3 separate regions of the Mus musculus genome follow, and all the other regions are linked to region 2. The links are chromatin loops, found by intact Hi-C in ENCODE. Cell type or tissue: heart. All regions are shown on one strand. Links, peaks and the distances in the headings refer to the core of each region. The heading gives the core; the rest is flanking DNA. Region 1 has its middle 33 kb from the start of Tmcc3. Region 2 overlaps Tmcc3 (transmembrane and coiled coil domains 3). Region 3 holds the start of Gm32827 (a long non-coding RNA gene).

Region 1 (9,980 bases), core at 974-8,973, 96 kb after region 2:
CAGCCAGCCAGACTGCATTTCAGTGGCTCTTAGCATTTCCAGCATTTCACAGTGTAGCAGGGCTGTTGATCTAAAAGCCTTCAGACAAGGCTCAAGAGGCACAGGGGAGGGTAAGGTAGGTGGCGGGAGCTGATCTGCTTCTGAAGTTCCTGCTAATTTAGAAGGACATTTAAAGCTGAAGCATAATTTCTAAGAGGCTTACAGCTCAGCATGGTGCAGTGGAAGAGGAAATGAGCTAGGACTTAAAACCCTAAGGCCCCATCATTTGGTTTCAGCACAATCTCTCATACTTCCAATGATGAAATGGGAGGCCTATGAGGTTGAGTCAATTGCCCAAGACCATGGAAGCAAGAGTCCATCTTTAGACTCATTCAAGGATGTAATCCAGGCTCTGTGCTGCTTGCTCTAAGAAGGTATTGTTCCCCCCACAGTATTTCAAGCCCCAAACCCACATCAGTATCTTAAAATGCTTGTTGGCCAAGACACTCATTGGAATACTAACCACACACCCACCCATCTAAGAATTGATAACACTTACACATATGGGCAAACCAGCGGTTTGATAAAAGCTGGACCAATAACCTGGTCCATCATCAATACATCTTTCAAAAAGCAAGGTATGATAGTGAATTAAAACAAAACAAAACACACCCAACACCAACACCAAACCCCAGATTCCGTGTTGTTGGTTTAGTCAATAACAGACTGACGAGTTTCCTTTTTTGTTGTTGAGGTATGATCTTACTTTATTTGACCAGACTGGCCTTCAACTCAAAATTTTCCTACCTCTCCATCCTGACTGCTCGGATTATAAGTGTGTATCATCTTGCCCCAGCTAGACTGATGAATTCTTCAAACCATTTGAGAAAAACGCATAATTTTAGAATCAGGAAGCTGAACTATGATCTTCTGCTGGGAATACAGTAGATGATGGGGGTAGAATTCCTCTTCTTTTTATCTAGTGAAAATAGATTCTTTTTCTTTTTTTTTTTCTAAAAAGTCCCAAAGGGAGATACAGAATAACTTAGCTTCTAACTGCCCCCAGGGCATCAGGGACCATAGCAGGAACATGAAGGCACATAAGAACTTCCTTCAAAGGCTCTGGAAATTTTTAGAAAAGTCATATTCTGGAAGAACCTGAGAAGTTTGGATCTGGCCAGAAAACCCTAATCCAGTCTGTAACAGATACACTGGACTGAGATGCATTCAAGGCCAGAAAATCATTAGCATTAATGTGGGATATCCTGTGAAAACATTCAGGGAAAAGTCATTAGCTGAAAAGTTATTTGTGGTCATTGTTTTTAATGTGTTTTTTCCTTAGCAAACTCAAGGAATTCAAGCCCTATACAAAATGTACTCGGTGTCTAATTAAGAGGACACAAATTGGCACTGAGGTCATTGGGACCCACTGTAAGAGGAAAATCCCAAAGAGAGAAAAAACTGTTTAATCTAACACCTCACTAGAAAGACCAAGGGCGCTGATGTCCTTTTCTTTCCTGTTTGCAGTGCGTTTGGTGTGTATAGTTTTAATTGCAAAGGGACAAAGTTCTAAGAAGCCCTTGAAAGACCCCTTCCCAGTTGCCCTTTCTCTCACAAAGCACACACATTGTCCTCCAAAGCCAAGACCATACCCTATCATGACCTTGGCTGCTGTCAAGGTTGGTCATGGTCAGAATCTCCATGGGGGATGGACATTATCTTCAGGTCCCATTTCCAGATGGTTCTCAACAAGCCAAGGTCCCAAACCTGTCCCATCCACCGCTGGGTCCCATGTTTGTCATCAACAAAAGTCCTTTCTATTCTGATATTCAAGTGATATTCTATCACTTCTATTCTTTATTTTCTTATTGTAACTGAAGCCAGGCCTTTGCTGAAGCCACCACTTCATCTGCTCCTTCTGTGCCCTGTCCTCAGGTGGCCTCGTGCTCCTCGTTGTCAACAGCTTTCCAGATCTCTCACACCCACTGACTCCGAAGCTCTGTGGTCATCAAGCAAGACCACTGGCTACTTAGTCTTCCTTGTTGCATTTTCCAGAGACCCCACACACTCACACACCTAGACACACACTCACCTAGACACACACTCACCTACACTCACACACTCTCTCTCACACACACTCTCCCAGACACACACTCACCTATACACATCTACACGCATACTCACCTATACACACACTAACCTATACACACACTCACCCACACACACTCACCTCCATACACTCTTGCTCAGCTACACACCTAACATTCTATCTTTGTCCTTTGATGATATTAGCACCTGACTCTCTGTTACCTTGGTAGCATACCTCGTATCTTAAAACACTTGGTTGTTAAAAAGCAGAGAGTGAAGCCTCCCAATGTCCCAGCTTCTAAGTTGCTTGACTACCCTCTTATTCTTGCCTTGTTTTCTGACCTAACTCAGCTTCCTCCACAATCACACTACGTCATTACCCCAAACCACACTGTATTCATCATAAATTTCAAGCCTCTGGCCATGGCTTTCCAGATTTCTACCTTTTCGTCCTTAGTTTCTTCCTAATCCAGGCATCTTAATTAGTATTTCTATTGCTTTGATAAGAACACCATGACTGAACAAGCAAGTTGGGGAGGAAGGGGTTTTCTCACACTTCCAGATCATAGTCCATCACTAGAGGAAGTCAGGACAGGAACTCTAGCAGGACTGGAACCTGAAGGCAGGAGCTGATACAGAGGCCATGGAGGGGTGCTGCTTACTGGCCTGCTTCACATGGCTTTCTTAGCCTGCTTACTTATAGACCACCAGCCCAGGGATGGCACCACCCATTTGGGCCCTCCCTCATTGATCACTAGTTGAGAAAACGCCTCATAGCTGGATCTCATGGAAGTATTTCCTCAGTTGGGGCTCCTTCCTCTCTGACAACTCTAGCTTGTGTCAAGTTGACACACAACACCAGCCTGTACATCAGGCAAGGCTGGAACACATGAAGCTTATAGTAATGATGCTGGTAATCGTCTTTGCACTATTACCAATATCCTCTGCTTCTTAGGCAGTTTATCATCATTCATTTATAAAGGACCTTCAGCTTCCTGCCTCCCTTCCTTCCCCAGTGTGTGCCAGTAGGATCTTCTAGATTAAGCCTGTTTACCCAACTCTCAGCTCACTCTGAGTTGCATCCATTCAGCTTAGCACTCTAGGGAAAACACATACACCCATGCAGCTCCTTTTAAATTCAGGACCAGAAGCCAGGAGTGCCAACCGCAATCATGCCACATCTCAGGGTTCCTCAGTCTCCCACCCTCCTGTGTGGCTAATTCCTATTTGTGCTAGTTAGCTTTGTATGGCTATAGCAGTGCTGAGATAATGAGCCCATGAAGAAGAAAGGCTGACTCTGACTCATGGTCTCAGCTCACAAACAAATGGTTGCACAGCTTTGTACCTGGGCAGCACAGGGCATCGTGGCAGGAATATGTGGTACAGAAGCTTATAACCTCATGACTAACATGTTAAAGAGAGAGAGAGAGAGAGAGAGAGAGAGAGAGAGAGAGAGAGAGATCCCACAATGCCCTTTGAGGGCACACTCCTAGTCATCTAACTTCCTCCCACAAAGTCTCATTCCATAAAGGTTCAGCCACCCCTCATCAGCACCATGGACTGGGGGGTCTTTGGGAAATATCTAAGGTCCAGAAAGTACACAAACTATTTTCTCTTCAAATGTTCAATACTAATTTCTATTAATCTCTACCCTTGACTCATGATTGTTTCCCCCTACTTTTCTGAAAACAATAATTGAAACACTCGGAGACATTGGGTGAGTATCCAGCACATATGCGTATCTTCCTGTGTTGCTGTTTTCCCTCCTGGTCCATGGACACGGTGTGATGCTGACCTTTCTCCTTTCCTCTCATGCCGCCCGGTCCAGATCCTCTTCCTTGCTCAAGGACACCACACCAGCGGTTCTTCCCCTGCTTTCCTGCATCATGGTATTTTATTCTGTCTGGGAACCATTTCCAACAGCATGCAAACATGCTGCGATCTTCCTCACTTGTGGAGGTTTAAATGAGAAATGTGCCCCATAGGCTGGCCGATCGAACTCATGATGTCCAGTAGGTGGTGCTGTTCAGGAACATTATGGAACCTTAAGGAGGTGGACCTTGCTGGAGGAAGTGTGTCGCTAAGGTTTATAGCCTTGCCCCCACTTCCTGTTCTCTCTCTCTAGTTCCTGCCTGTGGATGAAAATGTGATCCACCTGTTCCTGCTGCCATTCTATTGCCACTCTAGTAGAACTATATGCCCAAATAAACCCTTTCTTCCCTCAAGGGATGTCAATCAGGGTATCTTATCACAGCAACAGAAAAAATAACCTTTCTCTAAAATCCCTCCTATTATAGAGTATGGTGGTGCACACTTTTTAGTCTCAACACTCAGAAAGCAGAGGCAGGCAAATCTCTGTGAGTTCAAGGCCAGCCTGGTCTACAAAGCCAGTGTTCCAGGATAGCCAGGGTTGTTACACAGAGAAAGCTTGTTTAGAAAAACCTAAACTAAATAAGATAAAATAAAATCCTTCCAATCATACCTTTGAGTAGCTCCCCTCTCACTTAGGAATAGTCAAAGCCCCAAGTCAGAGTGAACCTACTATGTGATTGAACCTACTATGTGATCCTTTGTGCTCTGGGCACACTGATGTCTACTTTTTTCCTGGAGCTTCAGTTGGACATTGATTCTCCTGGCACAAGGCCTGTATGGTCTGGAATGGTCTCATTCACACATGTGAATGGTTCATCTCCTGCCAAAGTACCTTACTAAAACCTCCCCTTTGGTTGGAGGCTTTTTAAGCTCCTTAGGTAAGACTGAAAACCCACCCCGATACTGCCCTAATTCCCTGCTTACCTTTACTTCTTAGCACTTACCACGGTCTAACTGAATTATACTCGGGGATTTGTTGACTGTATTGGCTTAGCAGCTTTACCAGAACAGGAGTTTTTATTGTTAGTGATACTGGTGTTTTCTTTTTCAAGAGAAGACATACACAGTCAAGTCTGGTCTTAAATTCTTTCTGTAGCCAAGGATGGCCTCAAACTCCTGGTCCTCCTGCCTCCCACTTCCCAAGTGCTAGGATTATAGCTGTGTATCACTATGGTCATTGGAAAGAGCTTCATTTCTAGCACTGTAGTGAGTTGCACATAGTAGGTGTTTGATAAATGTCAGCTGAGTGAATGATAAAAAGACACAAGGCTATGTCATCTGCAGTTTTCACAGGATGCATGCTTATGGCCTCTGCATTAGAGTCTCTGAATCAAGCCCATGGGGCCTTCATTTTTACCGTGTTCTGCTATAAATAATGTCTTTTGCTTTCCAAGTCTAGTTTGACTTCAGAACATTGAGAGTCAAGAACCTGGGTACTGTTAGCAATTCCCCTGGTATCCTTCCTGCCTTTCATCCTGGCTTACACTATGTTTGGTTTGGAAGAAGGCCTGCGTGTCTGCCACAGGGAGATCTTCAGGAGAGATTTCAGAATGAGGACTTGGCACCAGAGAGAATGAGTCAGAGTTTGAACAGGAGCCCACACAGACTAAAGGAGAGAATGGGAGTCACGCGGGAGGGAAGGCTTAGGCATCTCCCGTGAGCGTACAACAAGACAATATGGCTTTCTAGACCAGAAGGACATTTTGGCCCAAAGCAGGTTCGAGAGATCAAAGAAGTGGCATTCCACGAGAGGATAAAGATGTTAGCTAAGATACAAAGGAAAAACAAAACAAAGCCACAACAAGATAGAGATTCCAAAACAACAGAAGGCCATGAACTCTGGAGGTAGAGGAACCTCCCTGTGGCTTCCTGTTGTCTCAAGTGGTAGGACTCCACAGTGCCTCCTTCCTGTCTCTGAGCTCTTCCAGTGCCCAGAGCCTAGCTCCATGTAAGACGCATGCGCATGCTCAGCAATTGCCCCTTTGATGAATGAGTGGGTAAGGTAGAAAGAAGGAAAGACCCCGGTCAAGCTGCCTCTATATTCAAACAGGAACGCAGGATTTGCTCGCTTAACCCCTGTTTCGTCCACCCCAAAATGTTATCCTATTCATTGCTGGCCCTCACTGTCCAGTGGAACCAGGGAAGCCAGCGTTTGCTACATCAGCATCCCCCTCGACCCCACCCAACCCCGCTCCCCCACTCCCGTGCTTCCAAGTCTTCCTTTTCATTTAAAAACTTTGCCTTTTGTCAGAGAAGCAAGAGCCAAGAGCTTCCTTCCCCACTTATCACTGCAGACTGATGGCTTTTTGTTTTTAACAGGAGGAGGATTCCCCCTCTGTGTGTGTGCTCACCCCTCCATTCACGGGTCTGTCTCCTCTTTAGGTGGTCTTTGCCGTCTCAAGAATCCGAAAAGACTGGAATCTAAAAAGAGTCATTCTCCTTGCAAAGGACTCTGGTTCATGCCAAGAGTGACGGGAGCATTTCCCTGGTCATTCTCACGTGTTTCTGTCACGTGAAAAGTTGCTGGTAAATCGCACAGGCAAGCCTCCGATAACCTGGCGTTTGTTTATGAGACCTTTCCCACAAGACTCCCAGCCAAGATTCTGGGCAACAATAAATCCATTTTAAGGCGATTCCTGGAAAGAAGATTCCAGCTCCTTATGGACTGTGTAACCGCTGACCTATCTGGAAGGCCAGCAAGGATAGGGAGGAGGAGGAGGACTTCCTTGCGTGGAAGGGCCAGGAAGACCGTCACTTCTGGGGCTACCGAACAAGCAATGGGGGACGGGGGAGGCGTGTTAAGGCTAAAAATTATTTGCTGGAGCAGCAGAAGTAACACTGGGAAGCCACCCCCCAGCATTTATGATCCCCATGGAGTTGGGGGCCACTGTGTTTGGCTCACTGTGTCCCAGCACCTCAGTGAGTAAGCAGCTCGGGGCCGATGGTCAGTAAACATTCACACAGTGGACGATGAGTGGGCTAGGAAGACAGGGCACCCAAGACGCCCTTCAAATAAAGAAGAGGGTTTTAACTCACCTATACAGTAAACCTCCCTTTATATATGTAGAAACTGAGGCTCTGAGAGGGTTGGAAAGAACAGCTTGGTATAAGGAAGCCTTGAAAGAAGAAAGCTTTTTTTTTTTTTTAAACCAATGGAAAAAAGCACTCTTGGATTACTAGAATTAAAAACTGCTTACAAATGGCAGTGTAAGATCTCTTCTTATACAAAGTGTTCCAAAAAAGAAATCTATCAAGGCTGTGGAGCCGATTTTTCTTTTAGCCAAAAGAAGAAACAAGAAATAGTAATTTTTAAAAAGTCTTTCTCAGAGAATAGCTGTGCCTACTGATCAGATTTTATATAATTGGGAGTCACAGTTTCCGGTTTGATCATTGATTCATGACAATGGACTAGCGTGCAGTGGCATTTCCATGTGACACTACACATTTTGGAACATCTTCAGGTGGCTTCCAGACAACCTCTTTGAAAGGACACACACACACACACACACACACACACACACACACAGAGCCAAGGCTTCTGGAAAGATGACATGGGTGTGGCTATACAATAAAGTAAAAAGTTCTGTGTTTTCCTGGCATCATCACTCTTGCTGGTGTTAGATAATAGTAAGAAATGAGCTCTTAAGGGAACGCTTTTTATTCAAATCTATAAGGAATGGAGTAACCTAAGGTATGGCGTGTGAGGAGTTCTCACTTGGGCGTTATGTCTGTCATAGTAATCCGCAGCAGAACAGAGAAAAGGTCACGACCTCAAGTTCATTCGTATTTCTGTACGCAGTATTAGCTCATTACTTTCTAATTAGTTCATTATTTTTACTGCTGGGGAGTGCCTCACTGCTGGAAAGCACCATGTTTTATTTTACCCATTCCCCCGCTGATGTCCATTTTGGGTTATTTGTTTAGGGAAATGGGGGATAAGGCTCTAGAAATAACACTGTGCATGTTTTGGGGGGCAGTAAATTCACATGTTTCTCATGGACACCAGCATATCTACTTAGAACTGAGCATCTGGGATCCACAAATCCAAAAATCCACCATTTTCTAATACCAACATTACTTCCCAGATGGAACTTCCACACCTGACCTTGTGTGATATGTCAGTCAATACTGAAAATACCAGGCTCTTATATGTAAGATACCAATTAGATACAAATTAATTTCATGCTTAAACTTGGGTCTCATCCCAAAGGTATTTCAATAAGTATACAAAAGTATTCCAAAATCCTTTTTTAAAAAATCCAATAAAGAAGACTCCATATTGATGGGTAGGGATATATTTATTTTAACTTCAGTGGAAAGAATGAGTTTTCCAAAATGGCTGCACCAATTTAAATTCCCACAGACAATGTGTGAGAATTTCAACTGGCCCAGAGGCCTAGAATGAACTTTAAATTATTGCCCAATATGCACAAGCTAAACTGTAATGCACTTGGCACATCTGTGGTATAACAGGAACTTTACTTGTTTGCTTGTTTGTTTTAATTCTTTTGAGATTGGGTCTCACCATGTAACCTGAGGTCGTCAAGAGCTTGTGATTGTCCTGCCTCTGCTTCCTGCGAACGAACTAGAATTATAAGAGTGTGCCACAAGACCAATCTTCTTATGCTCACTTCAAAAAGAAAAAAATTAGTCTGTGTGTAGGGGTGATGCGTGCCGTGACAGGCCTGTGGAGGTCAGGGGACAACTGTGGGAATCCGTTCACTCCTTCTACCAGGTAAGGTCTGGGGATCAACCCGGGTCATCAGGCTTGGCTGCAAACGCCTCTACTCGCTGAGGTATCCCGTGGGCCATGTGTTCACTTGTTATTTTAGCAGATTATTCTAGGTTTCAACCTCATGCACTGACTTTCATAATACAAGAAGAAGCTTACACACTTGATTTGAGTGGTTGATTCTTGGCAGAAATCCCAATCATTATCTGGTTTTTATTCTGAGACTGTTGGCATAGAAAAATACCAAAACAGCCTCAATGCCCTTTCAAGTCAAATTACTCATCTCGAAAATGAACCTCTAAGCTGGGACACTCCTCCGTACACCCCAGAGTCAGCAACATACACATATGGACCCTTGTATCTCAGATCTAAGTTAAAAGACGATGCCACTCATTATTGATACTTCTGATGCTCAATGGACCGGGACTCACCATCTCCATCATGCACCCTGAGGAAGCTATATCAGCATGTTTATTTTATAAAAAAGCGAGATGGGTTTTTTTTTAAATAAAGATTTGCAAAGTCTATGTTGATCAGGAACCCGTGTGTGAACACTGAGTGTCCTGTTCTCCAATTGGTTCCCGATCGACCAATAAAGATGCCAGTGGCAATGGCTGGGTGGAAGAGGTGGGACTTCCGGGTTTCCACAGGTAGGCTAGAAGACACAGGAGGAGAGAGAATTCGCCATGCTTTGGAGGGAGAAAGAGTCAGCTATGTGAGATTTCAGATGGAGCAGTCAATGGCCGCTTCCCCAGGCAGGAGATTAGAAATGAAACTAAGCTGAGGACAGATGTAGGGTGTTGAGCAAGGAGAAGGTAACTGGGCAACTAAGCTAAGGGCAGATTAGAATGTTAAGCAAGGAGTCGAGGAAAAAGCATGCTAGAGGCTTAGAAGAGCCCAGGTTCAAAATAAGCTGTGTGTGTGTGTGTGTGTGTATGTGTGTGTGTGTGTGTGTGTGTGTGTGTGTGTGTGCGTGTGTGTGTGTGTGCGCGCGCGTGCGTGAGAGAGAGAGTGGGGTGGTGGTGGTGGTGGTGTGTGTGTGGGGGGGTGTCTTTCATCCAAGGATCCAAGGGAACCAGGGCAGTGGCTGGTAGCATGGTCCACATGGAGCTTAAAGTGGGGTAGTAGAAATGACGTGCTACACTATATAAAATGGAGGTGTACCAACGCCAATTCTTTGTCATCCAACTATACTGTTGCCAGAGACTTTTTTCCAAATGCGCATTACAAAAAGTAATTTGTAACTGTCGACCTGGTAGAAGTGACCATCTGTTAAACAGCTGGAGCCCACGATGTGTGAATCTGCACA
Region 2 (9,980 bases), core at 678-8,677:
CAGCGGTTAAAAGCACTGGCTGCTCTTCCAGAGGACCTGGGTCCAAACCCCAGCACCTACATGGTGGGCTAACACTGTCTGTAACTCCAGTTCTGGGGAATCTGTCGCCCTCTTCTGGTCTCATGGGCATGGCACACACATGGTGCACAGACATCCATTCAGGCAAAAGACTCATACACATAAAATATAAATAAACACATCTTTTTTAAAAAAAAAAAAAAAGATGTTAAGATTAAGCTCATCACAAATTATAGATGGCTTATGGCATATCCAAAAATCCACAACTGACAGACACTTCCTTTCCCACAGCCACCATCAGAGACGAGAATGTGTGTCCCACTTGAAACTCTGTTCTGAGTAACTGAAAGAGATTGCAGTATCTAAGGATAAAGTCTTATCCTGAAATGACTGGCCAGCTATAGATATCGACATAGGTCATCTGACAGGTGAAAAGGCTTAATTCAGATTTACCGATTATCTTCCGCTTCTTGAGTGCCAAACGTTATCATTGTTCTAAGTGAGCCTTTTAACCTGTTAAGGAATGCGTTTGATGGCTCGGTCATGAGGATCACCAAATGCAGGACACATGACTCAGGCCGTCCAAGGCTCACACAAGGGAGTGTTTGTGATCTGGGATAAGACACGCATCCAAAGCATACAGTATCTCAAACGATCTGGATGAAGGTACGGTCAGCACAGTCTCACGCCACCATGACTTGATAAACAGTTCCTCGCAGCCCACAGAATCCACTGAGCAGGACTCAAGTGGGTTCACGGAGATCAGGGAGCCTGCACTGATCTGGCCGGGGTCCTCTGCGTGTGTGTTATGGTTGTGTGGCTTGGTGTTCTTGTGGGGTGCCTAATGGTGGGAGCGGGGCTGTCTCGGAGTCTTTTGCCTACTTGTAGGACCCTTTTCCTCCTATTGGATTGCATCGCCCAGCCTCGATGTGAGAAAATGTGCCTGGTCTTATTGTAGCTGGTGACACTGTGTTTGCTTGGTGTCCCTGGGAGGCCTGCTCGTTTCTGGTGAAGAGGGCTGAACTGGGGTGAGGTAGGTGTGGAGAGACCGAGGGAGGGGAGGGAGGGGAAACTACAGCTGGGATGAAACATATGAGAGAATAATAAATTTTTAAAAATTAAAAAAAAAAGAATAACAGTTCTTGTAAGATGCAAGCAATAGGTAAACACAGTTTCAAGGCTGGTAATATGTCTCCATGGTACAGAGCCTACTCAGGATGAAGCCCTGGGTTCAAATCCTGACATCACACACACACACAAAAAAACCTTTCGTAAAAATAAGAAAGAGCCATGTTCTAAATTATGACATAAAACTTGTACATTGAGTGTAAGTTAAATTTACAATTTAAATGTTATAGTATGCAGTAAACGTTTACAATCCATTTCACAGTCTTTGAAGTTAACCCATTTTGATGGAAATAATTTGGTGGGAGGATAGGAGCAAAATGGGGCAAACAATCTCATATTTGGTCATCTATACTCTTTCTTTAAAAAACTATAAACACATAAATGCCAGGCTACAGAACCTATAATCTCAAGATGGTGATTGAGAGCCACTCATTTATAGTAAAATGCTCTGTGTGTGTGTGTGTGTGTGTGTGTGTGTGTGTGTGTGTGTGTAGCACATGTGGGCATATGGGTGTGTGTAGAGGCCAGAGGTTGATGCCAGGTGTTTTGGGTCTCTCAATGACCCTGACTAGGCTGACTGGTCAGCAAGGTCCAGCCTAGGATCTGCCCAGCAAGGTCCAGCCTAGGATCTGCTTGTCTCTGCTGCCCCAAGTGCTATGGACACAGACCTGTGCTGTCATGTCCAGCATCTGCATGGGTGTCAGGTACCTGGACTGATGGCTTCATTCTTGCATGGCAAGCACTTTATCCACGGAGTCATCCCTCCAGTCCATGTGTGTGTTTTTTAACAAAAGCTTAATTAACAAAATATGTATATTTCAAACTGACATACCACATAAAAGTCTACCTCATTGTCTCATTGTCCAACGAATTAAGTCCACTTGCCTGCTATGATGGAGGGAAATTAGTGTAATGAGGCCATCACAGACGTCTGCTGAATCAATTTCTTACTAGGCATGTGAGTCATGGCTTGGATAACAATATTTTAAGAGACCCAATGCATATAATGTCTTCCTCTAATTGTCAGTTATAAACTGGAAATTATGGAACTTAGGATCATGAAGGATAGAAAGAATTTATCAATCTTTAAATGTCTCTGCATCCACATCTGTATCTATTGCAAACACATGCATTAGCACTTCACTTGTGAGCAGACAGTTTCTGCTTCCTGCTTCTAAAAGGAATCCCAGAGGGAGACTTCTATGTACGTACCTGTATCTCTCCTCTTGCAGAGTCTGAGAGATAAAGCCATATTCTCTCTTAAACTGCACCTTCAGTGCCTCGATGTCTTCCGCCAGCTGGGTTTGGGTAACCTTGATCTCCCTCAGTTCCTCCATGATCTTGGCAATCTTCCCCTGGCTGTCCAGGGTGCTGGTCCCACCAGCCCCAAAGGACTGGTTCCCATTGCTGTCCGCTGAGCCGGATGTGCCACTAGAACATTCGTCATCGCTGCCGTACTTAGGTTTGTTCACGATGGTAGCGCTTCCGCCGTAAGCCCTGGGGCTGGCTTCGGGCCTGAACTCTTCCAGGGAATTCTTCAAGTGAGCAATGTTATCTGCACTGCCAAACTTATTCCGGATCAAGTTGGCAAACTCTCTGGACTTATTGAAGACAAACACGGGGGGCGTGAGGGATACCCCTGGCATGCTAGATTTACTGCTCTCCAGGCAGTGGGGAGCAGTTCGAGATTTCACGTGGGCATCCTTCAGAGAGTGGTGTATTTCCTTCAGGCTGTCTTTAGAGATGTCCTTTGAGCTCCTGGTCACGCCATTCTGTTCGATCTCCCTGAGCTTTCTGTGATACTGCTCCAACTTCTTCTGAAGTTGGGCGATGGAGTGGGCTGACTTCTGGTTTTTCTTCTCAAAGACCTGCTTGATGCGTCCAGCCTGCTGCTTGTCTGCACTGCTGACCAGTTTCAGATACTCTGCAACGTTCCCATCTCGGGACGTCTGCTCGATCTTTATCTGCTCCGTCACCTTTAAGATTTTTTGTCTCAGGCTGTCCGCATTGAGTTTGACCTTGTGGAAATCCAGGATGCCATCGGGGACATCGAAGTTGAGGTTGGTGTCTGATCCCCCTCGGCGTATGTTCAGGGGTAGGCTGAGGGTATTCATGTCATGGCGGTCCACCTGAAAGACAAGGAACCAGATTGACACCTGAAGTCACTGAGACGTTCCATGGGAGGGAACTGTCCATGTACGTGTGGCACATCTGTCAAGCCCTAGATTTTCCAAACAGCTTGTGTCGCAGGATGGACACTCTGTACTATCCCTCCAAGCTGAAGAAGGGGGGACAGCCCAACTGTAGCCTATATCTGAGTAATGCAAAAATCACATCTCCAGCGTATCCAATCTGCTGTCTGTAGGCGGTAACTCTTGATTTCCAGGGGAGAAAATGCAGAATGGAATGAGGAAGCCAGTCAGTTCTGGTTTCCCAAGTGACTTGGGAAACTTTCCGTGACCCTCACTGTGGTGTGCCTCATGATGGCCAAGTCCCCTAATTCAGAACTCAGTCATTTAACAAGACAAGGAGACACATCCATCAAGAAAATTATTTTTCGAATAGATTCATTAAGCAGATGTGACAGAACTGTATGGTGGATGATTAACTTCGATAATTGAATAATACAGTGGTATCTCTATATGAAAATAAATAATTCCTGACTACAAGCACAGTGATTAAAGTAAGTGAACAGAAGATCATCATATAGTCCAAATGTTGCCACCATTTTAATACAGCTCCTTGTGGTGTGCTGACCCCTACCACGAAGTTATTTTGTTGCTACTTGATAACTGTAATTTTGCTACTGTTATGAATCATCATGTTAAGTATCTGGTAGGCATTCCCCAGAGGGGTTGTGACCTACAGGCTGAGAACTGCTGTGATAATACAAAGCCAGCCAGACACCTGCTTTCCCATTCCCAGGTTGTCCTGACAAAAAAAAAACCCTATAAAGTAGCATCTAGCATCCTGGTCAGGGCTAGAAGTTTGGGCTCGAAAAGGGAGGGGCAGACCCAGCCCATGCACCGAGTTTGCTGACGTGTTCATAGAGATTATCGTGTTTGACCCTTATCACCGAGCCAGGCAAGAAACATGCTAAAGACACACATGTAGCAACATGCTAAAGACACACATGTAGCAACTGAGTGCTGTGGAGCTGGGCTTTGAGGCCAAGCCTCCTCTCACCCTCTTATTCTGATACCATCCTCAGAGGATGAAAAATGAGCCATGGTAGAGTCTGAACCCAATTCCAATCATAATATTTAATCTGGAACATCTCAGCTGTCAAGTTAACATGCCCTTGATAAGAATAATGCCATTACTGGACAGGAGACAAGGTAATGGCTGGCAGAAGTTACCTCTTCCCACCTTGTAAAGGACCAAGGATCTGGCAGCAAAAGGTTAGTAAGGGATTAAACAGACAGACCTCACAGTGTTTGAGTGACCCAGACTCGATACAGACCACTTTCAACAAGAGTATGAAGTCTTTGCCACGGTCCTAAACCCTGCCTAGAGCCTTATCAGGAAGAAGGGAGTCCTATAGTAGGCAAAGGTTGACCGGCAAAACCTCTTGCAAAACGTGTGTAAGTTAGTTAGTGTTCTCTCTTACTCCCCTCTTCCCACACACAGTTGCCAAGAAACAGACTCGTTCTTGCTGCTTTATCTAGGTAGAGATCGTCATGAAGGATCATGCAAGTCAGGCTGAAAGGAAATAGACACAGGCCACCGTGAGACTAGACAGCAAGATAAAGGAGGACAGAGGGGCCATGACTGTGCTTGGTCAGGAAGAAGGAGTATCAGGTACAGGGAGGTCTTTAGCTGTCCAAGAGGGTGGTCACAGTGAGCTCACAGAAGCTATGCACCCGTGGCTCACTACTGAACAGGAACAGCAATGGGTCCAAATGAGAACAACTGAAAGAAATACGCCAAACCTAGAAAATGCTAATTTGAGACAGACGGGGTAATTCATGGTGGCTGTACAGCCATAAGGCTGGAAACCGAGTTTTGCTGGAGGTACCAGAGCTGATTGTAACTTTCCAATTCCCGAGGCCTCCCAGGTGAAATCACACTACCCAGCCACAGCGAGACCCCAGCTCACCTTTCAAGCCCCAGCTGCAGTTGAGGGATGCCGCTTAGCCTAAGTGAGCTGGTCGGCATTGAGTGGAGAATGTGAGCACCTTCTGGACTTTCTCACAGTGCTCCCCGCTTGTCTACTTCTTATCCAAATCCTCCAGTGCTTCTGAGAGCTGCTCAAATGCCTCTCACCCCAAGCTTTCCCAGTGCCAGCAGAGGCTGCTGCTTCCTGCGAGCTTTCTTATTGCCCTGGTATCATGTGGCCCCGCCTGCTGACTCTGGCTCTTATTGCTCCTCTGTGAACTTTCACTACCGCTCCTCTCTCTGCAGGACAGGGACATGGGAGAGATGATGTCACAGTTGTACCCAGCCTCGGCCGGCACTTCCTTTATTCACAGAGGGCTGTCCACAATGGATCACCCAAAGTGACATCATTCTGTATTTCGAGGAGTCCACCCTGAAGTCACTCAAGATACTGATGAGCAGAATGAAACAAACAAACAAACAAACAGAGCCTCGTGTTCTGGCTCTGGTAGCCCTGACAATTCTAGACAGAGTTGTTTCCTAGTTCCCAGGCTGTTCCAAATCGACTCCACCGAGAAGGAAGCTGAGTACCCTTGCCTGACAATATACACAAACACAAACAAGGGCTTTCAGTCTTTAAGTGAAGTAGAGCTCACACCCAGGAAAGACCTCAGTCAATAAGTATAAAACATGATGAACAATTACAGTATGAACACGCTGTGTAACTACATTGAGCTTAAGGCAGAGGAGAAGCACCCCCCGGGCCCTGTCAATCACAGCTACATCACTCTTCCCTCCAGGGGAATCCAAACAGTGTCCATTAGTTTGGCCTATTTACACAACATTCTTGTCATTTTTTTTTCATGAGCAACTTGTTGTAGTCCTCTTAGAAGTCAAATATAAGATGAAACACACACACACACACACACACACACACACACACACACACACACCTCACACGTCTCAACTGACATTATTTTGTTTTCGAATTCTCCTGTGTCTGAAGAGAAAGGTTTCATGGTTTACCTGGCAAAACTCATCACGAAGTTACCGCCTGCTCATCTTTCTTCGGGCCTCCCCACCCCTGAGCTGGTCAGCCACCCAGGTAGTCCCAAGGCCGTGAGCAGAGCTCTCTTAAACACTGCAGGTCCCAGGGAGCCTTCTATACAGAGCTGTGTTGGCTCCCAGGAGGCCAACTGACTTTTGCCTTACTTTAAAGCTGTAACAATGCTTGGCATGGCCTCAAGACTGGGGGAAAGGAACCAAGCTTAAAGCTCAGGTCAGTTAGTCTTGCTGCCTGCCAGCAAATCTCTGCTACACACGCTTGAAGAGCGACAGAACTGCTGGGGTGCACATTTTGGACTTTTATATGAAGCCTGATCATTGCACAGATAAGTGAGGGCCAGGTATACATTGCTCAATGCCCGCAGATCCCCTGGGTGTCAACTGAGACAAAGAGTATGTGTGAGAGCCAAGCCCTCTCTGCTTTGTTTATCTTGGAATTGGCGCCCGCCCCTGAATGGCGCAACTTGCTTTCAGAATTAGGCTGTGGGAGGAGGTCAGAGGTCCCTGGAGCACCTGCGCGGTCAGCGTGTATATGGATTGTGTGCATGAGGGACTGTGGGCTTCTTCCAGTGCTGTATTAATTAACTACATGTTTCTGGGTAAACTGAGTCAGGTCGGTAGGATCCTATCACCCAATCTGTAGAACAGGGGGACAGGGAACAGCGAATACTGTATAATTTGAGGAGATACAGGACACTACACATTGTGAAGTTGCTGATGCACAGTCCAGACTGAGGCCTCTGGAGGCAGACTACCCCGCCCTTGTTATCATGATTCCTATAGACTATCCTAGCCTCAGGCTCCTCCTCTGTAAATGGACATAAAGACTTTAAAGAAAGGCTGGGGAGTTGACTTAATGGTAAGAGAGGCTGCTGTTCAAGCATGAGGCCATGAGTTCAAAGCCCCAGCACCCATATAAAAGGTCGAGTATGGCTGTACACACACCTACGACCCCAGTGACACCGCGAGTGTGGAAACAAGAGGATTGCTGGGGCTCACTGGATTCTAGCCTTGCTAAGAATTCCCAAGGGAATTAGGAGAGGAATAAATGAACAGGACACCCAAGGTTCTCCTCTGGTGTATAAACAGACACACACAGACACACACACACATACACCACACAGACACGGACACACACAGATACACACACACAGATATAGATACATCCATACACAGGCACACAGACATACATAGACACATATACATATAGACACACAGAGATACAGATACACAGACACAGACAGACACAGATATAGACATACACAGACACAGGTACACAGACATACACACATACACACACAGACACTGATACACACAAAGACACACAGACACAGGCACAGACAGACAGACACATATACTCACAGACACATACACAGACACACACAGATACACACACACAGATATAGATACATCCATACACAGGCACACAGACATACATAGACACATATACATATAGACACACAGAGATACAGATACACAGACACAGACAGACACAGATATAGACATACACAGACACAGGTACACAGACATACACACAGACACACATACACACACAGACACTGATACACACAAAGACACACAGACACAGGCACAGACAGACAGACACATAGACACACAGATACACACATACACACATACACACACAGACACATACACAGACACACACAGATACACACACAGAGACATATAGAGATATAGATACATACTACACAGGCACACAGACATACATAGACACACAGACATATATACATATAGACATACACATACAGATACAGACACACAGACACACACAGATACACACAGATATAGACATATACAGACACACAGATACTGACACACACCAAGACACATAGACACAGGCACATACAGACAGACACATAGACACACAGACACACACGCACACTCGTGAGATTCTCCACTGTAAAGAGAAAATGGATAACAAACAAACAGCTCCAGAACCCTGGCATGCAGAATGGCTTCAATTGGTGTTTCCTGTCATCGTCCTAATTTCACTTAAAAACATATCTTTATGTAAAATGTGAAAGGGAAACAAGCACCATTGTCCTAACAACGGCTATTTTTGCATCACAGGGTCATAAGGGTTCGTTCTTATTATGCCTCTGCTGTATTATCCCACTTAGAAAAATACAGCCAATGCAATATTGTCTTGGCAGGAAGAGTTGTTGTTTTTAAAAATGATGGCTGACATTTCCAGTCCACCCACAACGACCTGGTTGTTATTACTTAGATAAAAGGCAGACCCCCAGCGTCCTAGCGGAATACCACTGCTAATTGTGTTTTCTTCCGGCAGCAGAGACGTTTCCACTGTCACCTCAGTGTTCTAGAACAAAGGCTGAGGAAAAGGCTAAGCGCTGGACAGACGTCAAAACCCTACCCTGAGTTATCTCTGCATCCAATCCGGACTCCTGCACGGTGTCCCAAGGTAACTCATATCCACCCTGAAGTCTGGCACAGTGTGGTCCTTCCCTGTGAGCTCAGAGCACACCCCTTAGGCTCGCTGATACACATTTACCACCCCTCCCCCCCTTCCTACAGGAAGAGAACAAGATGTTCAAGGACACTCTGAAAACCTGGGCGACAGAACGGAAAGGAGAGGGGGCTCCTGCAGACCCTCTATGATTGGCATGTCACTTGCTCATCAGAGGAGCATGTACCAGTGCCAAGATGGCAGAGCCACAATTGGAAGGCCATCGATTGTGGTTCTGCTGTCATGGACGCGGTCACAGCCGTGCTGGCCTCACAGATGTATGTTTTCTTGAGAGTAGATTGTTAGAGGTGCGGCCATGCTACCTTCTTGGCCCCTTCTGCACATGAGAGTCCCCCTTCTGCTCCTCCACCGTATTCTGGTACTCACTGGTGGTGGGGCTCACCATCAGGATGCTGGTGCTGTGCCATTTGGACCCTTGATCTCTCCTTTATCAAAGGCCAAATACATCTCTTTGTAAGTTAGTCTATCAGCATTCCCTTATAGCAAGGGATAATGGGCTAAGATGTCCCTCAGGCATGTGGCGTGAGGCTTAGAACCTGCTGAGATCCAGAGAGTGCAGAACAAGAGATAGTTAACTGTTTGCTTAGTCTCAAGGCCAGACACAATAGACCTCTGCTCACAGAAAGGTAGCCTGTATTCGGACATACAAGGAAAGGGGCAGGTCCTCCCCACGGGCAGCCACCCACTTCCACTTACGGGTATTTCAGGGCCACGTAAAGGTGTAGATTCACATGCAGGCCACACGAGGCAGCATGGCCAGAACCCAAGAGTCTAGGGGAGGAGTGGGGATGGGGGTAGGGCTTGTGGCTAGAGATAATGGGAGGGGCTTGTGGCCAGGGGGAGGGGCTTGTGGCCAGGGGGAGGGGCTTGTGGCCAAGCATCCCCCTCACCCTTACTGATTTTATTGTCACCCGTCTTAGCAGACTTCTGTGTCTCTTGGGTCTACAATCAGGGCTATTCCCACAGTGTGCCAGTTACAATGTGCAAGGCTTTGCTACAGTAACAAGGTCAAAATCCCAGTCCCCACTTCCATTTCCTTCTGTTTTTTAAGGACTATTTCTTGTTCTCACTAGCAGCTCAAGTCAGCGGGAGGATCCAGGCAGTGCTGAAGCCTACAGCATCTGGAATGCTCTTTAGTTGTACATAGTCCCTCACACTTCTC
Region 3 (9,980 bases), core at 678-8,677, 150 kb after region 2:
CTGATCCCTTCTTATCTCGAAGGACTAATCTGCTTCTTATCGCTAAGCTTTGGTAAACTGCATCTCACTGGGGGTCCCTGTGGGGATTCCGAGCTGTCATGCAGCCTTTATCTTTCCACCTACCCAGCAGCAGAGAGGAGAGCTCTAAATGTGACAGAATTACGAACCAAGAGTAAAGGATTCCCAAGGGCTGAATCCCTGTCTCCGAAGCACTAAGAACATCCTACACAAAATGTAAAACACAAATCTCAGGCTTTCCTGAAATTTCTCTCTCTCTCCACCTCTCTCTCTCTCTCTCTCTCTCTCTCTCTCTCTCTCTCTCTCTCTCTCTCTCTCTTTCTCCACCTCTCTCTCTCTCTCTCTCCCTCCCTCCCTCCCTCTCTTACTCTCTCCCCCCCCCCCCTCTCTCCGCTGAGAACAGGAAAATGATAGGTAAGTATCTAGCAACTGCTGCCAGATCTGGCCATCAGAGAAAATCAAATGGGAAAAGAAAATGAAAAGCAAAGCATAAAATACAGCTAAGGAAGGGAACACACACAGAGACACACAAACACACACACACAAACACACACAAACAAACACACACATGCACACACAAACACACATATGCACACTCATATGCATGCAAACACATACATACACACATGCACACACATATACACATATGTGCACACACATAAGCACACATGCACACACAAACACACATACATGCCCACCCACACACATACATACACAGGTACATACATATGCACACATGCACACATACACACATGCACACCCAAACATACATGCATGCACACACATCCATACACAGGTACATACATATATACACATACACAAACACACATACATGCACACATACATACACATATGCACATACAAACACACATGTGGGGGTGATGAGGAAAGAACAGGTTGCCACCCTTCCTGAGTCTTCTGAAACAGACATGTGATTGCTTTGGGGGCAGTTCTAGACAACACAGGAATTCCTGGAAGTTCAACTAAGGAGAGAACAATCCCATTTCCCCCCACGCCCCCAGAGTCATCCAACACTGGCTCTATTTCTAGGCATGCGTGTACACAGAGGCTCACAGATTATGCTGCTGACCCGTGGCAGCAACAGTTGTTCAGCTGACCAGAGCTCTAGTTTGTTTTCCCAGGTCTGATTTCTTTTCCAGCCACCCTGGAAAAGAATAACCGGATGATCGACACAAAAGCCTTTTCTATTGGGCTGGGCCAAGTGGTCCAGATCCCCCCCCCACCCCCACCCCCCATCAGCTTCTTTCATGTGCATCCTTCTTTCTGCCTTTCTGACGCCACAGCAAGTGAACAGCTCTCCTGAGCAGCCCTCGGACCCAGGAGACCTAGGTCTGCCACACGGGAGCAATGTTAGTCGCCTCAGTGCTCAGAGTGCCGTCAAGGCCAGGGACAGTGCTGTGAGTGAGGTGGGTCCTGGATACACACACACACACACACACACACACTGAGAGAGAGAGAGAGAGAGAGAGAGAGAGAGAGAGAGAGAGAGAGAGAGAGAGAGAGAGATACACACACCAGACTTCAGAATTCGTCATTTGAAAAAGGCAATAATATATATAATATTGCTGAGGCCTACCACACTGACATTTCTTCCACAACAGCGCGTATGATTATTCTCACCAAGGTCTAAATAAGGCCTGGAAGCCATCATGCACCCCCTCTGGTCAGACCCTGCAAGTCCTTTAACTCAGAGCAGGTTGGAACCTACCAAAGTGAAGAAGAAACGTGGGTTTTCAAGAGCTTTTGGGTTTTAGAACTGCAGAAAAGTGAACTGTAGGTTTGTAACAATGGCCATCTCACAAACATGCTGTTCCGGGCATGGTTCCACGTTTCCAGTAGACCATCCTCGGTCTACAGTGTACATCCTCGGCCTGACATATCATATACTGTATAATATATTTAACGTGAGAAATCTCAATCCTCAAGACAATCCCACAATGCATCACGGTTGTCCCATAGAGTGTCCAGTGAGCACACGGAGAAGAGACAACAGAACATAAAACCGGTTACTGACTAAGTGAAATGTAAACATACACGGGCTACACAGAGCCGGGAGGGTGGATACAGCTGGACACACATCTGCTAAGGTGGCCCGGGCACTTCCTCTAGACCTGCCTGTCTCTGTGGTCCTTTCCAGCATTGCTTCTGCACAGCCTCAGAGTTTGCAGATAGAACACTAAGGTGTAGACTCCTTCCCAGGGACCCAGAGGCAGGAGAGGGACAGGTTCAGACCAAAATCATGGCTACAACAATCCCCTGGGGAGTTGGGACCAGGAACTGCAACCACTCTCTTTCAAGGTCCCTCCTTGGTCTGTAAAATGTGAATGTGGTCCGGGTGGGATTACAGAATAGCCACACAGAGCCTACATGTTTAAACACACCAGGAGGCCTAATTTGTAGGAGTTTTCTCTTTACATAAAACATGCTATACATGCGGACAGTGGTCTGCTGAGACACTCTGCAGCTGACATACAATGGAGTGTGACAAGAGTCATTTGGATACATGTATGTAATATATGTTTTTTCTCTTCTATAGTAAGGACCCAGATTTCTATTTGATAACTGGTATTCCTGTTAGCTGCTGTAGCTCTGCAGTATACACACATGAGCTTGCTCAGTGGGCGTGCATGCACACACACACACACACCCGTATGTATACACTCACATACATCCATACACACACATTAATCTCATTTATTTTTACATTACTTATTGGTTACCATTTGGATTATTAATACAAGCTGATGTGGCAAATAAAAAAATTAACTGGTGCTTACTTGGGCCAGGCCCTTAGTAAACAGATAGTAGTCAAGGCAGACACGATTCACATCCTTCGAGCACACACAGTTGCAGTAGAGAGCAAAATCAAAACAGCAAGTGTTACTAACCAAGGACCAGGAGGGTAGCAGAGAGAGAACTGTGCACTGGGCTTCAACCAATTAGTGATCGGAACCGAAGTGGAACGAAAATTAATTTTACATGAGCTGCTTGAGTTTAATCCCAGTAAATTTGTATCATAAAACTGAACTATCGAGAAGGATTGCCAATATAACCATTAAAGAGAGGAACAGGGTCTCCATGTACATAGCCAGTCACTGACACATTGAACACGCCCACCCAGGCTCACGATTGTGATTAGCAGAAGATTAGCCCAATCTGCATACACATTATAAGTGTCTGATTAAATTGCTCAAGAGTGGAAAAACTAATAGGAGAGACTGTTTTATGTTTTTTTTTTTTTGCGTTTTTTTTTTTTCAGAATACAATCCCACCAATCCCTTGCCCCCGCTGCTCAGAGTCAAGGTTATCCAGTGAGAGCTGCACTTAGCTGAAAGTGGTTTGTAGAAGAGTGGTGGAGTGCATTTGAATGTCAAGAGCGGAAAGAGGAAAGAGCAGTGCTAAGGGGATTTTCGCAGCAGTAAACAGGGCAAGTACTCAGCCGGCTGGTGGGAATATGGAGGACCCCTGAGGGTGGGGTTCACTAACCTTCATTCCTTCTTTTCTCATTAACATCATCCCGATTTTATTCAGGATGCTAATATGCCTTGTTCAATATACTCTTCTCGGCCCCCTTGAAGTTGCCGATGGCCATGTACGATGGTTCTGGTGAAGGAAAAAAATAAACCCGAGTAAACATCTGTTTTGTTATTTCCTAATAAAAGAAGATACAGTTGATGAGGAAAGCTCTTCCCACCCCTTTCAACATAGACCCAATGGCTGGGACTTAAGCCACCTGGTATTACCATGACAACGGAAACCAGAGTGTTGAGTGGCTCTGATGAGGATCTGAACTAGCCTATCTCCAGATCTGCCATCACGTTAGAGAAATACACCCCTGCTTGTTTCAGTCACTGTTCTTGGACTTTTCTGTGGTTTGCAACCAAACGTTCCCAACAGAGCATCCAGGACAGAAGGTTATACTTGAGAGTCTGAACCTTAGGCAACGTCACCATAGAGACTGAGCATCCTCCACAATTAGCAATGTGTGTGGGTACCAGGAAGCAACCAGTCTGTTGCACCATGAAATGTGGACCAGCATGGGATGCCAAAGCAGGATGGCCGCCGAGGCTGCCGGTTGTTCTGGGGCACACACACTCCACCTTCTCTTCCACCAGCTGAATCCTGAGTTTGTTCCCACACGGCACACACGTGTCCTTCTCCAGCCTTACATACAAGAACTCCCCATTTCAGACACCTTGGCAAAGACCAGTGAAAGATGGGTAAGTTGATCTAGAACCTGCCCACTGTGGAGACAGCTCAGCTGTTTCTAGCTCCACCCAAGAGGCAGGAGATTGCCGTATGGAACACAGACAGGCATGTGATCGGCTGCCTTTAGATCATGTTCAATTATGTTATCAGCACCTTCTGGCTCTTTGGTCCCCAGTTAAGCCTTCCCTTGGAGATATATATATATATATATATATATATATATATATATATATATATCCACACACATACATGTATGTGTATATACATACATACATATATATATGTATATACATACATTTGTGTATACATACACACACTTGTTGTGTATTGTTATAAGGTGGATATACATGTTCATGTGAGTTGTCCCAGTTATGGTTACTATTGCTACGTTGAGATACCATGACATAGCATATATTGCTATGTATACTATGTATGATCAAAAGCAACTTGGGGATTTATTTTGCTTACATGCCATAGTCCATTGAGGGAAGTCACAGCAGGAACTCAAACTAGGCAGGAACCTGGAGGCAGAACCTGGCAGAGGCCATGGAGGAGTAGTGGTTACTAGCTTGCTCTTCATGGCTTGCTCAGCCTGCTTTCTTATGGAACCCAGGACCACTAGCCCAAGGGTGGCCCAAACCATCCTACAGCCCAATCTTATAAAGGCAGTGTTTTGTTTTGTTTTGTTTTGTTTTGTTTTGTTTTGTTTTATTAAGGTTCCCTCCTCTCAGATGACTATAGCTTCTGCTAAGTTGACATAAAATTAACCAGTGCATAGGTATATAAGTGTATGTGTGACTGTATGTGCACATGTGTATTGTGCATGTGTGTAGAGGTCAATGTCATATAATTTCTTCAATTACTCTCCGTGTTTGCCTATTTCTTTTAAAAGACTGTGTGCGTGTGTACACATATGTGCATCTGTGCCTGTGTGTGTGTGTGTGTGTGTGTGTGTGTGTGTGTGTGTGTGTGTGCCTGAAAGAAGATGATAGAAGGTATCTAGGAGCTGGAGTTACAGGTGGTTATGAGCTGTGGGCACTGGGAAATGAAGCCAACTCCTCTGTCAGAGCAGCAGGCTCTCCTAAGCACTGAGCTGGCTCTCCGGCTCCTCACCTTTATTTTTGAGACAGGATTTTTCACCAAACCTGACGCTTATGAATTTGGCCGGGCCAGCTGGCCAATGATCTTCAGGGATCTGCCTGCCCCCATCTGGTGCCAGCATGGGCATTGCAGGCTTTTTTTTTTTTTTTTTTTTTTTTTAAATAGGACAAACTGAATAAGAGTCCCCATATTACAGTTTGGATCTCTGAGAGCAGGGTACATTTAGAAACTATAAATGGTTCATGAAGGTCTAATATAAAATTACATAGAAGGGCAGGGGAGCATTTTGTAGATCATATATCAAAGCGTGTGTGAGACTTTCTTTCCAACGGCCATGAGGAGCCACCGAGGGAGTACAAACGAGCGGCTGCCATAAACCAGATCTTTTATTTAGAGACATCACAGGGCTACACTCTGGGAAAGCACACTACAAGGTGGCGCAGGGCCAGTACCACTGGTAAGAAACCAGGCAGCCCTGAGTTAGAGTCACGGCAGAAGGCATATTTGAGTCTTTAGCAAAAGGGTTTAATGACAGATTGGATCTAAGGGGTAAGGAGCAAGGAATTATAGTAATTCCCAGATCTGATGGGTGGTTCGCTGTGCTGCCCATCGGAAGCAGAAATGCAAGAGGGTCGGGAGGGCTGAGAGACATGTGACCTTGTGCACCATGGGACAGTTTCTGGGGGTGATCACCAGGCAATGGGTCAGGCAGCGGATCAGAGCGGTTAACTATTCTGAAAGCACTGAGGCCAGCCAATGGAAAGGCACAAAGTAAAAAAGATGCCAGAGCGGAACCTCCGGGGAAACCCAGGAGTCAGGAATGGTCTCCTTCCTCCATGAAGGAGAAAATGACGTGGCTGGAGAAGCAGGAAGCAAGCCACAGAGGGGGCGCTATCACGGGTTAGTAAGAAAAGTCTCCCACAGGTGGGTCTTTATCAAAGACCCTCGGCAAGTGGTGTTATAACGGACAGACCGACGGACAGGGTCTGGAAACCAGCAGGGAGGGCCCAGCTGGAGAAAGGAAGTCCCTTGAAGGGGACTTCCTCATCTCCTGGTCTCTTCCTCATGCTCCAGTCCCTGTCTGAGATGAGTTCAAAGCCCTCTCTACTCACATTGTCACTGCACCGTTAGCCCCAAATCAACAGATCCAAGTCCTATGGACCCGGGCACCAAAACAAACTTGGGCTGTTTATGTCAGAGATTTAGTAATAAGCATATAACAGTAAGTAACACAAGTTGGGTAGGAGAGCATGGTGGGAAGTGCAGCCAGGACCACTCTAAAGGACTGAACGCTGACATCCTCGATGTCACAGAGCTCTGCTCATGGTTAGGACCTTAAGAAGGACAGAGGCCACCTTTGGGCTTGAACTCTTGAAAGGCAGAGGTGAGTCCGACCTGTGAGAGTTACAGCATGCCACTTGTCCCCATATTACAGTTCAGATCTCACACCAGAAAGTCTTCACCTCCAGCCTGTGAGAGGCGCGGCTTTGTAGGAAATGTTTGCATCCGAGCTTCTCCTCTTTGTTGCTCCTGGCCACCAAGTGGTGAGCATCTTTACACCTGTCATGCTCCCAACCTGATCTTCCTCGGCTCCAGAGGCCCCCAAATCATAGACCCAAATGACCACATAGCGAAGGTTCTAAAGCTATGAGCGTGGTTCAGCTTCTCCTCGACCGATTTCATCGGTCATTGTGTTGGAGCAGCAGACAGCGGAGTACCACGCCCTGCCTTGTGGATTGGGAAGTGGAACTGAGAGGCTGGGAAGGCTTCCACGCTGGCGACCGATTCTTTAATGCCACGGCTGCGTCTACTCGGTGTGTCTTACTTAGAAATATAAATTCCCAAAATATATCCAGCAGGGGGGCGAGAGCTACAAAAGGCTGGATTACCTGACAGGATGAAGAATGTGCTAAATGAAGATACAACAGGAGGCTGTGGGAGCTCAGGAGAAGGGGAGATTAATTTCGGCTGGGTGGAAAAGCGTCTTTTCCAGAAGGCAGGTGGCATCTGAGCTGGCACTTTAAGGACTGGGCTGCTTTCATAGAGAAGGAAAAGAGTGCTCTCTAGCTGAAGAAAGGGAGCCAGCAAACACACACACACACACACACACACACACACACACACACACACACACACACACACACACACACACACAAAGTAAAGGGAGCCCCAGAGAAATGGAAGCAGTCTGGCTTCTGTCCCTATTCAGCGGGTTAACTCTTGTGTGTCCCCACCTCTCTAGAGTCAGGAAGCCGCCTTGCCCTGCAGCTGCCCCACCACGGCCCCTCCCACTCTGTGCGGAAACTGTTGATTGGCCTGCATCTCTCACCAGACATTTGCAATTGTGTTTCTCTGTACTTCCTGTGCCTGGCACAAAGCCTGGGTCCGCCAAGAGCTCAAAGCTGTTTCTCCCAGCTCTGGCAGAGAGTCTGGGGTAAGGGGAGGAGCCCAGGAGACCCGGGAGGAAGCCGCCTTTCCATTAGGTAGGGTGGGGTCTGTGGTGGGGTAGATGCTGATAGTTCGGCTTAGAGTGATGACTCACAGGCGTGAGAAGAGTAGAACTTTTTAAAGAGTTAAACTGACATATGCATAATATAAAGTTTAACAATTTAGGCTCTGGGGAGATGGCTCAGTGGTTAAGTAAGAGGACTGGATGCTTGCTTTCCCAGAGGGCTCCAGGTTCAGTTCCCAGCACCAACATGGCAGCTCTCAGCCTTCAGTAACTCCAGTTCCAGGGGATCCAACACCCTCTTCTCTTCCTCACATAGCAGGCATATGGTGCACAAATATCTGTGCAAGCAAAATACCCATACGCAAAAATTAGATTAAATTTAAAAAAAAACTAAAGTTTACATTTTAGCCATTTTTAAGCGTACACTTCAGACGTACATTCATGTTGTTGCACCGCGGTTAGCATCATGTATCTCAAGCTTATTCTTCAACCCAAACAAACAAGCTCCACCTCCCCCAAACCACACCCATCTCCCTTTCAGGGCCATGGCAACCACCATTTTATTTCTGTTTCTACCACTGTTATGATTCCAGGTACTTTATACAGTAGGATCATATGACATTTGTTCTCTTGAGAATAATATGTACTTTAACGTGCTTTAAACTAATCAACACACTACTAAATTATCTCCGCAGCTGTTGATGGGAGCAAGCATGTATGAGTTGCATGGTGAGCCTATATCGGATGCTGGATGGGACAGAATTGTCAGATTGGAATAAATTTTGGTTTCCTTCTGCTATCCCTGCCTAGGACAGAAGAGGGGCTCAGGTGTAGAGTAGCTTCACGGTAGAAATAGGAGGCTACACTTGCTTTGTCAATGTGAGCAAACCTTTTGTTCCCATTATAGGACTAATTTTTATTGAACACCTACTGTGTGCTGAGTCCCTTCCGCAGACCTGTTCTTTTCATCATCCCAACAGCTCTGTGTAGAGGAGACACTAATAGTTCCCTATTTATGGCTGGTGCAGAGAGGTTAAGGTTAAGCAGCCTTCTTGCACTCACACAGAGAGCAGGTCATTTGTCTGTTACAGGAACTCACAGACCACTGGGGGCACAAAGTACATAAAGAGAAGGCAGGTGGAGACCCTAGAGGGTAAGCTAAAATCCAGGAATTTTCCTGGAGAAAACAGTGCCTGTGACATTTTTGTTTTGAAGGCATTACTACTGTGCAACAAAATGCACAGATGTTAAACAAGCTAGCAACTACGTGCACCTGTGTCCTACCTCTAAAATCAAGATCAGGGATCTTGAGAGATGGCCCAGCTTTTAAGAACACTGGTTCTTCTTCCAGGGGACCCAGGTTCTATTCTCTGCACCCACATGGCAACTCACAGCCATCTGTAGCTCCAGTCCCAGATGCCTTCTTCTGACCTCTAGGGCCACTAGAGGTCATATGTGGTACACAGATTTCCACACAAGCAAAATATCCATATGCACAAAAACAAAAACAAAAAACAACAACAACAAAAAAAACCACAACTGGAAAATTTCCTTGTGCCCCTTTCTTATTGATCGCTTGCCTTCCCTCAATTTCTGGGTTTTAACATCTGTGGTGGCTTGAATATGCTTGGCCCATGGGAAGTGGCACTATTCGGAGATGTAGCCTTGTTAAAGGAAGTGTGTCACTGTGATGGTGGGACTTTGAGGACACACACACAAACACACACATACACACACAGACTCAAGTCTGACCAGTGTGACAGTCCCCTTCTGCTGCCTGCAGATCAAGAAGAACACTTGGCTCCTCCAGCACCAAGTCTGCCTGCATGTTTCCATATTTCTCACCATGATGGACTGAGTCTCTAAACCTCTAAGTCAGCCCCATTTAAATGCTTTCTTTTATAAGAGTTGTCTTGGTCATAATGCATGCTTTGTTCCAGTTTCCTCTCATGAGCTGAGTCTTAATTAGCATGGAGCTGGCTAAGCAAAGGTGTGGTATGGAGAAACAAAGAGCTGGTAAGTGGCCCCGTGCATGGGAACCAGAGCCTGGAGGGCTGGGAAGAAGCAGCAGGGTGGGAAGGAAGGACACACAGATCATGGCTATTCATGAAGGGCTCCAATTTTATCTCAGGCAAAAGACTTACACAAGTCTTAGAACAGCTACAATGTTTTATGAGAT

What was found. A loop is a pair of places that touch in the nucleus more often than their neighbours do. Peaks named below come from ENCODE experiments on the same cell type or tissue, not always from the same donor. Only the 100,000 strongest peaks of a DNase experiment are listed, where the experiment ranks them.
Region 1: a loop joins it to region 2, with 4 times the contacts of the local background. A loop is called at or near these places in 3 of 42 quality-filtered maps.
Region 3: it touches region 2 in a loop (1.8-fold over the local background); 4 of 42 quality-filtered maps call a loop at or near these places.

What each region holds. Positions count from the first base shown.
Region 1 is chr10:94,476,443-94,486,422 of GRCm38, reverse strand. It overlaps a transcript of Tmcc3 not described here. Among named protein-coding and RNA genes, the nearest start is that of Tmcc3, 33 kb to the left of the region's middle. In heart, for the core only: CTCF peaks have their summits at 4,070 (motif pointing right) and 5,835; DNase peaks (open chromatin) are centred at 5,492, 5,922 and 6,582.
Region 2 is chr10:94,571,718-94,581,697 of GRCm38, reverse strand. Tmcc3 (transmembrane and coiled coil domains 3) reads right to left here. Exons shown (of 4, transcript NM_172051.3): 2 at 2,359-3,275. Among named protein-coding and RNA genes, the nearest start is that of Mir7211, 9.5 kb to the left of the region's middle. In heart, for the core only: a CTCF peak has its summit at 5,438; DNase peaks (open chromatin) are centred at 2,637, 5,477, 6,467 and 6,747; H3K27ac peaks cover 1,851 bases.
Region 3 is chr10:94,424,185-94,434,164 of GRCm38, reverse strand. It overlaps Gm32827 (a long non-coding RNA gene), which reads left to right and starts at 7,704. Exons shown (of 4, transcript XR_871962.3): 1 at 7,704-7,832; 2 at 9,742-9,817. It also overlaps a transcript of Tmcc3 not described here. In heart, for the core only: a CTCF peak has its summit at 5,446; DNase peaks (open chromatin) are centred at 1,054 and 7,684; H3K27ac peaks cover 189 bases.